2 separate regions of the Mus musculus genome follow, and region 2 is linked to region 1. The links are chromatin loops, found by intact Hi-C in ENCODE. Cell type or tissue: gastrocnemius. All regions are shown on one strand.

Region 1 (5,000 bases):
TTTTATGACTTTCTTGACTCAGCTTCTTTTTTTTTTTTTTTTTTTTTTTTTTTTTATTTATTTATTTATTATATGTAAGTACACTGTAGCTGTCTTCAGACACTCCAGAAGAGGGCATCAGATCTCATTACGGGTGGTTGTGAGCCACCATGTGGTTGCTGGGATTTGAACTTCGGACCTTCGGAAGAGCAGTCGGGTGCTCTTACCCACTGAGCCATCTCACCAGCCCTTGACTCAGCTTCTTTAAGGATTGTTTATCTTGAAATTTTTTGTAGATACACCCAAACTCATGACAGTGCTTTGTCTAGGTGAGAGGTACGGGCTTATGTTTCCTAATGCTAACCAAATGCCCTCCCGTCCATCTCCCTTCCTTTTCTTAGCCCCTTCATAACATCTTGTCTGTACACAATTTTTTTTTTTACAACTTTCTTCCTTTGAAAATGTAACTTATCATTTGGTGATGCATGAGAGATTTTGGTACCATTTGATGCAATATAAGTTCACTTACCATTTTGCAAGCGTTTAGAGGAATAAGGAATCCAAAGATGCATTACACAGACACTCACACACAGAGCATGTTCTTTCTCCCGCTCAGTATATAGTGAAAAAATATTAAGGTTTTGACTTTGTGCTGTGGTTTGAAGCTTACCTCTGAGACTATGTTCTGGCTATGAAAAATAAAATGTTTTTCTCTGAAGTTTTAAAACAACATTTCCATTCGATTTTCTTCCTAGGTGTAAAGAGCGCCGTTCTAAGCCATTGAATGCAGAAGCAGAGGCAGGAGGAAGGAAAACAATAAGAAACCAGGCTGAAGGGCTCTACAGATTAAAAGCACCGCCCCACTGGCAGGCACCATACTAGAGCTCTTTCACTGTGGTTCCTGGAATTGAAGTATCATTGAGGATTAAAATTGTGGGAGTCTCACAAAACTCAGAAATCACGTGTTTTTCCAATTTTTTTTCAAAAGCATATTAGAGGATGTGTTTTTATGGGGCATTGATCAGAGTGCTACCAGAAATCCAAAAAGAACGTCTAAAACCCTAGCACAGATGTCTTTTGGTATCTATTGCTTAATCTAATTCAACATATCTATGAAGATAATAAATAGCATATGTCTGCATTAAGGCCTGGTAGGGAGTGCAGTCTTTGTGTAGACCTTTAGCTTTCAATGCTAGAGTCACTCCCCCCCCCCTTTAAAATTGGCATAAAATATTGACTTTTTTTGGTTTTTCGAGACAGAGTTTCTCTGTGTAGCCCTGGGTGCCCTGGAACTCACTCTGTAGACCAGGCTGGCCTTTATTGACTTGTTTTTTTTGTTGTTGTTGTTTTTTTTTTTCAAGATATTATATGATTATGTTTTCATTGGCTTAGTCAGTGGGAGATGTTTTCTGCAGAACTGGATTGCTTTAGCTCTAAAGTATGGGTTTTCAAACATTCTATGGAACATTAAATTAAAGCACCCAAATGCCTGTGTGATGCATGGTTAAGTAACTGCTGGTTTTGTCCTTTTTAAAAAAAAATCTTCCTGTCATTCATGTGACAGACTCAAGGAAGAGGAAGAGTGTATTACTTTGTGTTCCTAGATTGGGTTGTTTGTGGCTTTTGTTCTTGACTTTCCCTGCAGCTTGGACCCTTAGGAAGCAATGATCTGGACTTGACACATGTTAGTGACTTCTGTACTTCCAGCCCTTCTGCCTCTGTTTCCATGAAATGGGTGATGCATTCAAACTCCTATACAGTGGATGAGCTGGTCTTGAGGAACATGTACTTAGGGTTCTTTAACATGCTCATCTCTTCTGTGTTTGTATGGTGGGTCTAGCGCACTTTCTTATTGATGATTCCTGTGACTCCCTTGACAAAAAATCCTCTCCCTCTGGAAAACGCCGAATCATCCCTAGTCATGAAGGTCACCAGGGTCCTGTCTTGCTGAGAAGACCCTTTGCAAAAACAAACTTGCCAGTCACCAAGTGTACCATAGGATGGACTCAGCAAATGTGGTTCACTGGAGAGGAGGCCCCAAGAGACCTTGGGGAATAGAAGTGAGCACAAATGAATGGCGGCTTCGTACTCACCATTGGTTTTCAGAGTGGTGAATGGGAGGTGGAGATGAAGCAAAAGTCCTTATGCTGTCCTGTAGATTCTCATTAGCTTGATAAGGGACTCGCTTATTATCTCTTGACATTGAAGAGGTCAGACATGGTGGTGACAGCTGTACATGCCAGGATGGCAGCATGTGTATCATTTGACCAGCATTCTGAATGAGTGCCACTTGGCAATGGTGCTGCAAAAGGCTCAGTGAGGAAGAGAGCATGGTGGGAGATGAGGTTTGGTATCATTTAGAAAGGGATCCTGGTTAGCTCCTACCCTTTTGTGGAATTTCTTAGGCCAAGACAGTTACTGTTGTTAATGATTTTAGAAAGACGTTAACCTTGGGGTCCTGAGAACACACACAGTCATTTGTGGAGAACACAGCATTTCCTCTAGGAAGGAGCTGGCAGAGTTGAGTGCCATGATCTGTGGCTTTGGGTCCTGAGTGACTTTTCACCAGTGTGGGTGAGTACAGCATAAAGGAAGACTTACTCTGGTTCCTGGCATCAGAGATTGAACCTGCTTGGACTTCTCAGCCTCTAGAACAGAGACACAGGTGTCTACTGTTTATAAATGACCTAGTTTGCTATTTTGCTATATCGGCCTGAATGAATTAAGAAGCCATCGAAGCAGACGTGGCCTTTAAAAATGCTTGATACACAAGGGGAAAAGGGCTTTATAATTCTGTGGCTTCTTGTGCACTAAGATTTTAATGGCATAGTAAGCTATACTTAATAACTTATTAAAAAAAAAAAAGAAATGAGCTAATCTGAGTTAATGCTTTCAGACAAAGGATGAAATAGGTTGTCTCCCAGTCTGTGTTCCTACTAAATGATGCAAAATGTATGTGTCAGCTTCGCTGGGTTAAGTTTTTATCTTTCTTGATCTCTTTCTGTAACCAGTTTTCTTCTGAGTTAATGGCATTAGCTACTTGTCCTTTGGTCTATATCAAGAGCTGACAAAAGATGACCCATTGCCCAAGTCTGACCCCTTACTGGAAGAAAATGCTTGACTCTTGTCTATACTGATGACTTTGAGGTTTTTGTATCGGCCTTTTCCTCCTCCTAGTAAGCAGTTACAAATCCTTCCTTAAAGAGGGCTAGAAACCCGAATGTACTGTCTTCTAGTTGCTGCTATAGAGAGCTGAGACTCCTCCTTTTTAGTGTACAATGGAGATTTATAAAAAACAAACATGCAGGGTGAGCCTGGTGGTGCACACTTCTAATCTCAGCAGGTGGATCTCTATGTATTTGAGGAAAGGGAGTTCTAAGCTAGCAAAGCTAAATAGAGTGAGATGTTCACTCTCAATAAAACAGGAGATAAAAAGCAAGCACAATATGGTCATTGTGCCGTGCTGGGAAGTGGCAGTCAGGGCTTCAACTTTATCAGCCCTTTAGTGTAGGGAGAGAAAGCAGAAGGGGACTTCCCTTTCCCATAACTACTGACTTTCACTGCAGTTGGGGCTGAACCACGGTGATCTGGATCGTGGACATCTTGGCATCTGATTCTCCATCTTCAGAGCTGGGTAAGATCATGAGAATAAAATCAGTGTTCAGCAGGCTGGGTCTCAGAAAAGAGCACTCATGGAAAAATTTAGCCTTTTCTTCAACAAAACAAAACAAAAACATTAGTTGCTTGGCTCAGGGTGGGTAGAGGGTCAGTGAAAGAGGAATATTCAGTTGCATTACAATAAGCCATTTCAAAAAACCGACTGTTTCCCATTTGCTTGTGGTTCTTCTCTTCCCTTTTCCAATTTACTTGAAGAACTGTAGGAATAATGTAGTTTTACAAAATGTCTCAGATGTTCCAATATGAAGATTTGTTTTCCCAGTTACTGGGCTGCCTCACAAATTACTATATGCTTTGCCAGCACGAACAGCTGTTTATTACAATGATGGATTTAAGAGAGGGGAGAACATTAAGTATTAAGATTGCAGATACCTTTGCTTTGTGCCGTTCAGGGCCCTGGCTGAAGAGCATGGGTGGGGTTCAGCTCATCTGAAGTTATAGTAATAGAAATTCTTATGCCAGGGTGGTGGCGCACGCCTTTAATCCCAGCACTCGAGGAGGCAGAGGCAGGCAGAGCTCTTGAGTTTGAGGTCAACCTGAGTTTTAGAATGAGTTCCAGGACATCCAGGACTACACAGAGGAATCCCATCTTGAATACAAAACAAAACAAAACAAAACAAAAAATACAAAATGAAATAAATAAATAAATAAATAAATAAAAATAACGGTGTGACTGTGACCACTTCTTTCCCATCACAAAATAGGTTTTGTTTTGTTTTAAAGACAGCCCGTCACCTGGCTGTCCTGAAATTTATTATGTAGAACATGCTGGCTTTGAGCTTACAGATATCTGCCCCCCTCTGCTACCCATACTAGGAGTAAAGGGAGTGTCACAGTGCTCTGGTTTAAAATCTGTGTAGTATAGTTCCTGTCCTACTTCTTGTGGTGCCAAGAGTTTATACAATGCCTGTTTGAGGAAATGGAGTGACACAGACCTGTGATCTTCATGGTAATATATATAAGGGTTCCATGCAGACAAGCACTAGGCTATCTGAACAATTGATACAGTCCTGAGTGATTGATACAGCACATACAGTGTGAATATGCTGGACTAATTCAGAATAGCACGCAACAAAACTCTTGGAGATGCTCATTTCTGAAGATTTCCATTGAATATATTCTGTTGTTTTCTGCGGGCTCTTGAAGCTTTGGATGATGGGAGTTAGCTGCGTATTTGCGTTGTCCAACAGGGTGGCTAGTAGGTACACAGGACTCTTGAGCAATTGGACTATGAGCCATGCAAGTAATTAATTAATTAGTTAATTAATCAATCCAGGTCAGGGGCAGCTGCCTGAGGATTCCCATTGCTGAGGAATGACAAATTTCTAGATAGACATTAGAGA
Region 2 (5,000 bases), 110 kb after region 1:
TGCAGCTGTTGTTTGTTTTTTGAGGCAGTGCCTCATGCAGTCCTGGCTGGCCTTGAACTGGCTGTGTAGCCCATGATGGTCTGATCAAATGCCTGTTCCTCTGCCTCTAATTCCCAAGTGCTGTAACTGGAAAGGTACATCCATCCATCGCTCTCGGTATGAGGTTCTGAGGCAAGGACTCTAGGCATTTTTGGCAAGCACTCCTACCAACTGAGCTATGTCCTCAGCCCAAGACGTGTTGTTTTAACATCTTGCTGAAACACATTTCTCCCTGTGGCTCTTCTTAGACACAGAAGAGTGGGTATTGCAAATATGTCAGTTTGGTAAAATTCCATGCAACTTACTGCATATGAAGAGTCTGTATTGCATCATGTCAGGCAGCAAGTGACAGGTGACAGGTGACCTGGCAGCAGGAATAATAATGTAGAATAACTTTATCTTCTGAGCGATGTGAAGCAGCTGGGAAAGGCGGCAGTGGTTGGCTCTGACCAAGCTCAGGGTTCCTGGGTGCCTGTGTGTAACACCTCTGAACTCTCTGGCTTCCTACAAGACCACAGCAGAGCTACTTCTCGCCTCCTCAGCCTATCTTGATCAAGGTGTGCAGAGGTGGCAGGGGGAAGGAGCTAGGCTATGGAGCAGGGGAGAGTCCCAACAGGGGCTGTGTCTGTTTGAAATTTCCCTAGAAAGTCCATCGTCTTGATTGACTGTCTTTCTGGTGTCCATGTGTAGAACCAAAACTCCTAAGGAAGATGGCATCTGGCAGGAAGATCATGTATTGGCCTGTTTATTCTTACACTCAGTGCCAAGTCATAGATTGTCTTTTTAGAACATATTGATCCTCACTGCCACTAGAGCTATATTCACCCCTCCCCCAAAGCCTAGACTTTAACTCCCTTCATAAAGCACATCTGGATGTTATGAGAATGACTTTGTAAACACACTACTGAGAGGTGCCCTTCTGGACTGTACCAGGTAGGATCTTCTTGCATCCAGGGCAAACCACTGAAGCTTTCTCTGCAGTTTTGTTTCCTCACCTGCAAAAAAAAAGGAAATTGATATAATGGTGCTTGCTTTTATGCTTACTTTGCAAAGTAAAAGAAGTTTCCATATACAAGAAAAAAGTAAAAAGCAACTGCAGAATTAAGCACTTATTAGCCGTGTGTGTGTGTGTGTGTGTGTGTGTGTGTGTGTGTGTGTGTGTGTTTCATTGATTTGCCTATGTTGCCCCAAGGTTGTGTGTTAATGGATGGGAATCAGAGACACTCACTGCCCTCCCTCCCAGACAGTTGTGTTTGGCCCTACCACTTACATTCCTTTCTCCACCAGTACCTCCACCCCCCACCCCCACAGAGACTGACTTTGTTTCCATTGTTCTTGCATGTGTGGAGAATGCTGCAACTTGCCACCCAGCATTCCTGCGTTCCACTTTTTGGATTGCTCTTCCCTTGCCCCTGGAGCTGTGTTCTCCCGCAGTCCTTAGACCTTGTCTTCTGCAGAGAGGGCTTCCCTGGTATCTGTCCTCATTAGGATACTACCCCCCAGCATCTCTAGTCACATGGGTGGCTCTTTTGCTCTCATCCCAATGTGTAGTTGTACCTTCCATTTGCACATTGTCAGTGTGTACAGTCCCTGTAGATGGGATGTTCTGCAGGACATATTCTGTTTCCTTTTGGGACCTGTGGGATATCCAGCAGCTATTTCCAGGGGTTAGTGGGCTCAGAGCGAATAGCCTCCGTACATGTAGGCTCAGAGGATGTGTAAGTTGACTAAATGAGATGTAGCCATTCCAAGTAGTAGGAGTGATACCTTTCTCCTTTCTGACTGGTGGATCATGATCATCCTAGCTACATTTATTCCTGCCCCCTATTTTTCTCAACCTTCTAACAGGAACGAAAAGGAAGCCAACAAAATTACCAGACACCCCTTTTAGAGAAGGGGTGTCTCTCTGCATTCCTACTTGGTATCTTTTTTGATGGTTCGGAGGAGGAAGCAGGGTCTTACAGCCTTTCTCACCAGACCAGTTCAATGAGGACACTTGCCATATGGACGTGCCCCATCTGCTGGCTGCATCTGGTGCCTACATTCACAGTGGATTGGGAAGCCCTGTGTAGTAGCAAATGCTGGCTGCATCATCTTTAAGAGTGGCCAACGCTATACAAGGCGTTGGAACCAAATTGGTGGTCCTGCTGATGTCCAGAATGACCATGAATCAAGAGTTTGCTTTTGGAACACACATTTTCATAATCACAGCAGCAGACTGAGTTCATTCAGTAAGCATTACCAAGGTTCACACTAGGACACAAGGGATAAAATGCAGAGTGAAATGCCATCATTCACTGTTTTGTTGTTCTCTGTATGTATTATGTGGACCAAGGTTACAGCATGTAGCAAATACCTTCTGTGTGAGACAGATGACAGACAGAGAGATGTGGCACTCTCATGCCCCACCCCCCCACGCCCCCCCCACCCCCGCTTTCGAGGTGTGAGGGGACTTCCTTTGTGAACCGTAAGTTTTAAGATAACAATTTCAGACATCTCATGGAATTTTCTGGCTTTCTTTTCACAGCCCCCAAATAAGGACTTAAATTTCCTATAAGGCTCAATAAATAGATAGAATGTGTTGCTTTGCATAAATAAATATAACTATATTAAAGTGGCAGGCTGTTTCCTTTGTCAATAAATGTTTTATGTCGTAGCCTCCATGCCGGAGTATCTCGTGTAAATTATGGATTAGACTTGGAGTAGCCCAGCATGGGCTGCCCGTTGAGTGGCAGCAGGCCGCTCTGTGACATTCACAGATGGTTCTCCACTGCAGACTGGGCTATAGATGCCCATGGTCTTATATTCAGGGCAGGAAAGGAGTTTGAGTGGGTAGAGGGAGGGAAAGAAGCCCTTGGGAAAGAAACCCAATGTGTTTGTCTCTAGTATGGCTAATTTTACAGACCACATGAAATGTTTTCCTACCAAAACAAGTACTTGGTTGTTGTTGGAGGAGGCATCTCTTCCCAACATCCCGTCTCCTATGAGTCCTTTCTGACGTCTAGCCACTTCACCTGGATACAAGGCATTACTATCACAGTAGTTACTATTGTGATTCAGTAGTAACTATTGTGATATATATCACAAGGGTATCTATTGTGATAGTATACTATCACAATAGCACAGTGATACAGTATCACAATAGCACCTGGCTCCTGGGGACAGGTAAGGGACATCACAAAGGAAGCAAAGATAGCTCAGCACTTGCCAATTCTCTCTGAGAAAGTGCAGCCCAGAGTTCCTGGAACTTCTCATTTGTCATAAGAAGTCTAAGATCTCAATTTTGATAGGAATTCTGCTAATGTGAAAATGTTATCGGGGCCTATCTGGAGTGAACCAAATGTATCAGTGAGCAGTGCTGTACTCTATCTAATCGGTGGCCCAAGTTAGAGCCCCTGTTAAAAATTCATCTCTGCTGTGTATATACACATCTCGTGTTTACAAAGGACACTACTGAGTCACTGCTGTGTGGTCGGAAATATGTTACAATACATACTCAATAAAATCAAGACAGCTCAATAGGAAAGAAATGTACAGTAGTGTCCCACAAGAGTAAAGTCACTGAGCACCCTTCGTTGGGAGATGTTTCCCTTCCTGAGTTTGCTTATGCTAGGGTTGAAATAGCCCAGAAGTAATATGTGCACATAAACTCTTGTCCTGAATTCAGTTGGGTATTTTTTTTGTCTTTAATTTCTATTATTCTATAGAGATTCATCTATCATCCATTTGGAATTAATCTCTCCAGTATCATATCCTTCAGATTTCTACATCTGGATAAGTAAGAATGATGTTTGAAATCTTAATCTGATAAATAATTCTGAGGTTTGTTTTTTCTTGTTTTATTTTGTTGCGTTGTCCCTGTTTGAGGTCAGAGCTAGCTCTGTAACCCATCTGGCCTTGAATTTGTGATCATCTTTCCCAGCTTTGGTACTGTGATTACAGGCGTGTGCTACTATGAGTAGCCTTCTCAACCCTTCTATTATTTCCGTTAAATTTGTTTTGTGAATAAGTAGCCACTGACTTAATCTTCCTCATCATTAACACATAGTCTCTAGTAAGAAGACTCCCAGGGGAGTAGGGGAGTAATCCTGATGTCTGGGGCTTGGGGCCTATGTGATCCCTGGGAGGATTTCACAAGAGTGGGTGAACTAAATGAACATACCTGCCATGTTTAATGGTTGCTTGCTCGGAATAGTTTACACAGATGACCATATTGGGGGAGAAGGAGGGAAAGGGGGTCAGAATATGAATGTACCTGGAAATCAGCACGTATGAGTTCTATGTTTTAAGATTTCATGGTACTTTATTTGTATTACCCATGAGCACCATAATCTTTTGTGTGAATGATGCTTTGAAAGAGATTATTTCTACTTATTTCTGCATGACATCGAAGCTGACAGTGGGAGACCCCACTGACATTAACAGAAGCTCAGGTTGTGAGTTTGGGGGTGGGGGTGGGGCATCTTCATGTTGTTTGCGATCCTCTCATCAGCTATAGAACTCCAGACCTGCCAGCCTCAGTCTTCCATGGCAAAATGGGTTTACTGCATGAATTTGTGTGCCCCCCCCCCAGCCCCCCAATCCTGACAACAGACTGTGGTAACATGTGTGAAGCTGAGCACATATGTGTGTGGTCAATCAGTGGTCATAGCTGTTTTATTGCCTTCATTACCACATTAAGGTATCTTTTTATGAGTGTGTTTCATGAGGTTTCTTTTCCCTCTTCTGTGGACTTACCTAGCCCCTTCATTACTCTACATTGGACTTTATTGTAAAATACAGAAACAGAATCTGTGTTGTGTGATCTGTCTTTTTATTTTTCTGCCCTTCCAGTTTGTTTCTAGGGGATCAGCAGCTGATGATTTGGCCCGCTCTGACCCCACACTACTATCTCTGTTGCAGCATGGGACATTCTTGGGTAGTTGCTCTAATTTCTAAATTAGTCTAAGAAGAAGATGGAT

Evidence for each region. Hi-C counts contacts between places; a loop is a spot of excess contacts. Peaks named below come from ENCODE experiments on the same cell type or tissue, not always from the same donor. Only the 100,000 strongest peaks of a DNase experiment are listed, where the experiment ranks them.
Region 2: a loop joins it to region 1, with 1.9 times the contacts of the local background. A loop is called at or near these places in 6 of 42 quality-filtered maps.

Annotation. Positions count from the first base shown.
Region 1 is chr15:53,238,202-53,243,201 of GRCm38, reverse strand. All of the region lies in intron 1 of Ext1 (exostosin glycosyltransferase 1), which reads left to right. Among named protein-coding and RNA genes, the nearest start is that of Ext1, 110 kb to the left of the region's middle. In gastrocnemius, no CTCF peak of the experiment used is centred here; a DNase peak (open chromatin) is centred at 2,258; H3K27ac peaks cover 538 bases.
Region 2 is chr15:53,125,813-53,130,812 of GRCm38, reverse strand. All of the region lies in intron 1 of Ext1 (exostosin glycosyltransferase 1), which reads left to right. Among named protein-coding and RNA genes, the nearest start is that of Gm41323, 190 kb to the right of the region's middle. In gastrocnemius, a CTCF peak has its summit at 2,063 (motif pointing left); DNase peaks (open chromatin) are centred at 2,064 and 2,777; H3K27ac peaks cover 387 bases.